2 separate regions of the Homo sapiens genome follow, and region 1 is linked to region 2. Evidence: chromatin contacts called from ENCODE Hi-C or POLR2A ChIA-PET data. All regions are on one chromosome and are shown on one strand. The core of a region is the stretch at or near the end of the contact, and the rest is flanking DNA. Distances in the headings are between cores, read along the strand shown.

Region 1 (2,700 bases), core at 3-2,502, 210 kb before region 2:
CTTGGATTTTTCCTGGGCTCATAATGATCAGAATATACATATTCCAGAAATAAAAATGTCCTTAGGGAATGACATGAAACCTTTAACACGAGTGACCCGTGGAAATGTTGATTATTGATGCCTTCCAGGTGCAGGAGGAAGAGAGACAATCTGCCAAGTGCCACATTCCGACATTAGTAGGTTTTTATGAGGGAGAAAGCAGGTAGAGAGCTGTCGAGTCACTAACACAAGGCCACACAAATGGCAAGTGGCAAGGATGAAATGAAGGCCCAGGTCCTTTGAGCTTCTTCTTCTTTTTTTTCTTTTAGACACAGAGTTTCATTCTGTCACCCAGGCTGGAGTGCAGATGCAGTGGCATGATGATAGTGCACTACAACTTGGAACTCCTGGGCTCAAGCCATCTTCCCTCCACTGCCTCCAAGTAGCTGGGGACTACAGGTGAACACCATCCTGCCTGGCTTTGAGCTTCTCTTTAACTACTTGCTCTCTCTACCACACGCTGACATGGTTTCCTGTTTCTATAAGAGCTGACAACCCTTTCTTGGATTTGCAAGGTTAAGATAGAGCATAACAGAACTTTGCCCACTGCTTAAATAGTTATTAAGTGGGACTATCACTTCATCCACTGATGGGAGATGGTAGGAAAGGGGTGATGCTTTTGAGAAGCTAAGTAGGGTGAAAAGCTGTGCTGGAAGAAATTGGTTTCTGGCATTATATTCAGGAATATAGCAATTTATTTGCAAAACAAGTGTTAGTGGGGTGTCGTAGAGGGCAGGGATGAGAGAACTTAAGGGTTGGATTTTCTCTCAAAGGTGCTTCGTTTGGCTGAAGCCTGTTTCCTCCCAGATAATTTTAGTATTGGACAGGCTCGTGATGGATATATTTCCAGGTGTCTACTTTAGAGATCTATGTAGAGATCTACTCTTTTTCCTCCAACATGTTCTGAAGTTCTCCAGTCTATCAGACCAGCATTCTTTCTGCTGCAATTTAAGCTTACTTCCTCTCCTACTTCTGTTTAAACTGATAACCTTGCCCAACACTGGTTAATCCCAAGAAAGATATTGGGACAAAGGTATCTATTGGAACACTCTCTTTTGGCTTAGTTGTCTTCATAATTCCTCTTGTAGGTGACTGGTTATCTTGATCTCTCCCACAATTGGTTTGGAAGCCTGCTCAGCAGCCCCTGTCACTCAACTCTCAAAGATCACTTTTGTTTTCAAGCAAATACTAAAACAGGTGGAACCTGCCACCAGTAATATGACCCACTGAGTAGAGAAGGTGACTCAGTCTTGGCAGCTCAAGTCAGGCTTGGGAGAGGTGACTGTGGGAATCCAAATGAACGGCTTATTTCCAAAGAATGTGCAAAATTCCAGTGTCAAAAATGTGAACAATTCAGTGCAACTGGACACACCTGACACACCTCTGCAGTCTTCCTCACACAAAGCCACCTGCTCTAAGTCAGCTTCAGGAGAATCTTGTTTTCTAGCACCCACAGGAGCAGTTCCTACAACTCAAGGGAGAGTTCAGATGGAAGGAGTGTTTGCTCCAAGGCTTGATATGCAGCTCAGAGTTGGAAGAAGAGTTTCCAGTGAAGCCCATGATGAAAGTTGATTATGAAACACTGATGTTTCTCACTTTTTTTACACTTTCATTTTGCTGACCTGTTATCAGTAATTTACGTGTTCCTCAGTGTCAAAAAACATGAATAGTTCTTATAGCCTTGCTTCCCTCTCTTCCAAGTCTCAGAGCTTCTGCTGGGTCAGGTTAACCCAAGCTCAAAAAAATCTTGGAGTTTTTCCAGGTAGTCAGTTCTTTCTGCTCAGCTGCCACCATGACTTCTTAAATTTATATAAAGGAAGAATAATCTAGTGGGGAAAAACTTGGCTGTATTAAGAGAAGACATGAGTTTGAAGCCAAGTTTCATTAAGTTGATAATTATGTGACTTTATCTCCTTTGAGAAAGCTGCTTTGTCTCCTAGTACATCTGGTTTTAATTTTGTATGATACAGATAAGATACTGGTCACATGGTGATGTACAAGGATGCTCTGAAAATGAAATAAGGCATACTAAGCTCCAAGACTCTTTTGATATAAATCCTACATAAAGTCAGCAGATTGAGGTTATCATTATAATGATGTAAGTGGTTGTAAATGCTCACCAAGGCTTAACTACATAAACACAGGGAAGAGGAAGAGAGACTTTTTTTTAGTTAAAAAGAATAAGTGGCCAACACCCCAACCCCCTTTTTTTATTTTTACGGTGTGTGTACATTAACATTTCTAAATTACTCAATTCCTTCTTGTGAAGGTTTTGCTAAAACCTGTAAGTTTAGACTATCTGGTGAAAAATCATATCCTCTTGTTATTGATGTTTTAAAACTTTTAAGTATTTTGACCTAAATGCTAAAGAACAAAGTCAATTGTTCAACTAAAAAGGCAGAATGTAAATATTTATTTGGCTTAGGTACTCTCGGAGCATCTATTTTCACAATCAAAATACTTCCTCCCAAATATTTGAGAAAGAGTTATAATATGGCTCTTTGAAAAGCGTGGGAAATTAAGGATGAAATAAAAACGTGACTATAGACTTCCTCAATTTTGAATAAGATTTCAGTGAGGGTCTCTTATGATTGGATGTTGATTTTATTAGCTTTTTATGTGACTTCATACTGCTTACTTTTGAAAAACGTTAATTGCATT
Region 2 (2,700 bases), core at 183-2,682:
TGTGACTTCCTTTCTACTTCCTTATTTAGTCTGAATTTTAATATGTAGTATTCAAGTGGGCTCATAATGCTCATTTCCTTTCAATGAGATTTTCCAGTAAATATACTGACTCCACTGTTCACAGGAAATTACCCGGTTGGTGAGCACGTGTATAATTTTACCTCGATATATAACCCGGGGTATCTGCCTGTCTCCATGGCAGGATCCACCTCCTCTGCTGACAGGCTCTGTCTCTCTGTTTCTGCATTCATATTAAACACACAGAAGCAACATTTTACCTTTTAGAAGACATTAATTGAACAATTGATATGTAATTTTCCTTCTTGCAAAAATAGATTATAACTATTGTTTAGAATAGAAAACTAGCAGAAAAATTTTTGGAATTATAATAACATAGACACATTTTTAAATAGAGAAGACAAAACAGTCACAGAGAGAAGATAAGAGTAATTCCACAGAGTTTGCCTGGGAGGGGAATGGGTCTTGGAAGGAAGTCTTTAGAAGAAATATTGGTGCCAAAGAGACTGCTTAAAGAAAGGGCTCACCAAGGCTTAGAAATGAGAGAGAGCGAGCAAGAGAGAGAATACTCCACCCATCTGCAAGGAGGCAGATACTAACTTGCCCTGAGAATCAAGACAGCCTTGTTTGTACAGAATAAGCACAAGTACTTCTCATGTAAAGATATTTTCTAAGATGAATGTTTTAAAGGTAAAATGTTAAGATTGTATATGTCTCAACAGTTTCTAAACACAATTAAGCATGAAGTGATCACAAACTCATCAATTTATGCCCCTCTGTCATAATCATTATGAGCATCCCCTTTCACTCTAAAAAATGGCTCCGACTGCATAATAAATTATATGGTTGTGCTGATCAGGAGGAGCATTTGGAAACAGGACCTTTATTGAGTTGTTACGTCATAGAATTCTATCTTTGCCGTTAAAGATTTTGTAATCTCAAGCAGAAAACTCTGAAATAATATTCAGTGTAGAGGGAGGGTGAATGTTTCTGTCTTGTGTTAAAGAAATATGCAAGGGGTGGCCTCAAGTTCTCATTTCTGACTTCCTTTTCTGGTAATGCCGGCCGGAGCATCTCCAAGAAGTTTAATCTTCCTTTGTACAGGGTTAAGAAAGGAACAAAGGACAGGATTTTTCTAAACAATGATATGTGCAAGTCATTATTTAGAACATGACATATGTACAAACATATCTTTCACATGAGCAAGGCAAATACAACTCACTTGGATTTTCCTGCTAAACGTATACAATGGGCTGCCAAAAGTTTCAGTCTCAGGAAATTAGAAAAAACACCAAGGGAGGTCTCTGACCACTTGATTAAGTCTAGAACCTGCCACTAATAGAAAATTCAGTGGAGAGATTCTTATCTTTCTGTGGCTGTTGCAACAATGAGGAGACATATATGTAAATACTAATGTTGCTACCTAACCACAGCATTGAAACAGAATTCTTTCCTTATAGCCTTGGACTGCTTAGTCATCCTGAGAGAGTACCCCTCTCTCAAATGCTCCCTCTACAACAGTGAGACTGTGATGAGAACAATTGCAGTTCAACAATCTGTTGAAGGAGGGAGAAGCCAGGAGCTCCAATACTGACTGGTGTATGGATCTCCTTCAGTCTGATTCTTTCTTAGTTTCTTGCTAGTTCAGTGTCCCCTAGTGGTAACTGGCCTCATTAATGAACAAGCTGGTCACAGGAAATAGACTGGGAGACCTGTATAATCATGGTCTCTTTCATTTGTGTTTTATAATGAACACAAATTCTTAGGACCTACTAAGTGCCAGGTAGTACATCTTCTCATTAACTCTCTGAGTAGGAGATTAGCAACATCTAAAATAAGAAACAGAGGTTCTTATCTACAGAGATAAGAAAACGGAGGTTCAAGGAGCCTAGGTGGCATAGCCAAAGATTGGTATGTTGTAAGAGTCAGAGCCAGGATTTGAAACTAGGATGTTTGATCCTTAGTCCTAATGTTGTTGTTGTTGTATTTGTTGATTTTTAACTGTATTCTCATGTTTCATGAGTCCAAGATGACAGACATTTTCTAGACACAAATACAGCATAGTGGCAATTAGGAAAGGAGCCTCAAGATCACTGAATCTCTTCTGCCTCACCTTGGCTGCCTCTGACCTTTCTGACTTTGTGAGGGTTGGGAGGGCACAGGATAGAATGAACAAAGAACTGGCCTTATTTGGACACACCTGGGTTTACATCCTAGCCCCACCACTCCACCATTCACTCAATAAATATCTATGGAGTACCAACCATACTCTAGGCCCCAGAGACACAGTGATACAGAACCGAGAAAATATTCTTCATTGTATTTCTCTTTCTTTCTGATCCCCAGTTCTGTCAACTCTAAAATTGAGGTGGGTATACCACTGAATATTTTTGGAAGGTGAATATTAAAAGTTATCTAACATGTTATGAAAAGAAAGATAGCTGGTAATTGAGGGCAAAATAGTAATACTGATGGCCCAGTGCAAGGCAGCTTTTGCAAGCTGAAGACAACTGATTGGTCCAATATTCTTAGAACCCTCTTTTGAGCTGGCTGTCTTTAGATATAACGAAATCTGTGTACCATCACATATTTTACTTAGCCAAGTCCTGAATTCTGTTTGTGACATTAAAGGAATGATTTATCTCTTCATCCACTCCAAGCTACGGAGGTGACAGTTCATAA

What was found. A loop is a pair of places that touch in the nucleus more often than their neighbours do. ChIA-PET counts read pairs that join two places held with the same protein, here RNA polymerase II (POLR2A). Pooled maps may share reads with other maps.
Region 1: a map of PC-9 shows a loop between it and region 2 (6-fold over the local background). The contact joins two enhancer-like sites. A Hi-C loop is called at or near these places in 15 of 168 maps with a recorded cell type or tissue (CD4-positive, alpha-beta memory T cell, CD8-positive, alpha-beta T cell, Caco-2 and 10 more), 1 of 37 single-sample maps with no recorded cell type and 16 of 50 pooled maps. POLR2A ChIA-PET finds 5 or more read pairs at or near these places in 9 of 52 experiments (CD4-positive, alpha-beta T cell, Caco-2, H1 and 6 more).

Annotation. Positions count from the first base shown.
Region 1 is chr12:46,454,704-46,457,403 of GRCh38, forward strand. All of the region lies in intron 2 of SLC38A4-AS1 (SLC38A4 antisense RNA 1), which reads left to right. All of the region lies in intron 1 of LOC124902923 (a long non-coding RNA gene), which reads right to left. Among named protein-coding and RNA genes, the nearest start is that of SLC38A4-AS1, 72 kb to the left of the region's middle. Within about 2 kb of position 1,253, at least 6 of the 41 ENCODE cell types and tissues checked have a DNase peak (open chromatin) inside an H3K27ac peak, as active enhancers do; they include PC-3 and PC-9, where a contact is called at or near this core.
Region 2 is chr12:46,659,904-46,662,603 of GRCh38, forward strand. No RefSeq gene overlaps it. Among named protein-coding and RNA genes, the nearest start is that of SLC38A4, 160 kb to the right of the region's middle. Within about 2 kb of position 1,433, at least 15 of the 41 ENCODE cell types and tissues checked have a DNase peak (open chromatin) inside an H3K27ac peak, as active enhancers do; they include PC-3 and PC-9, where a contact is called at or near this core.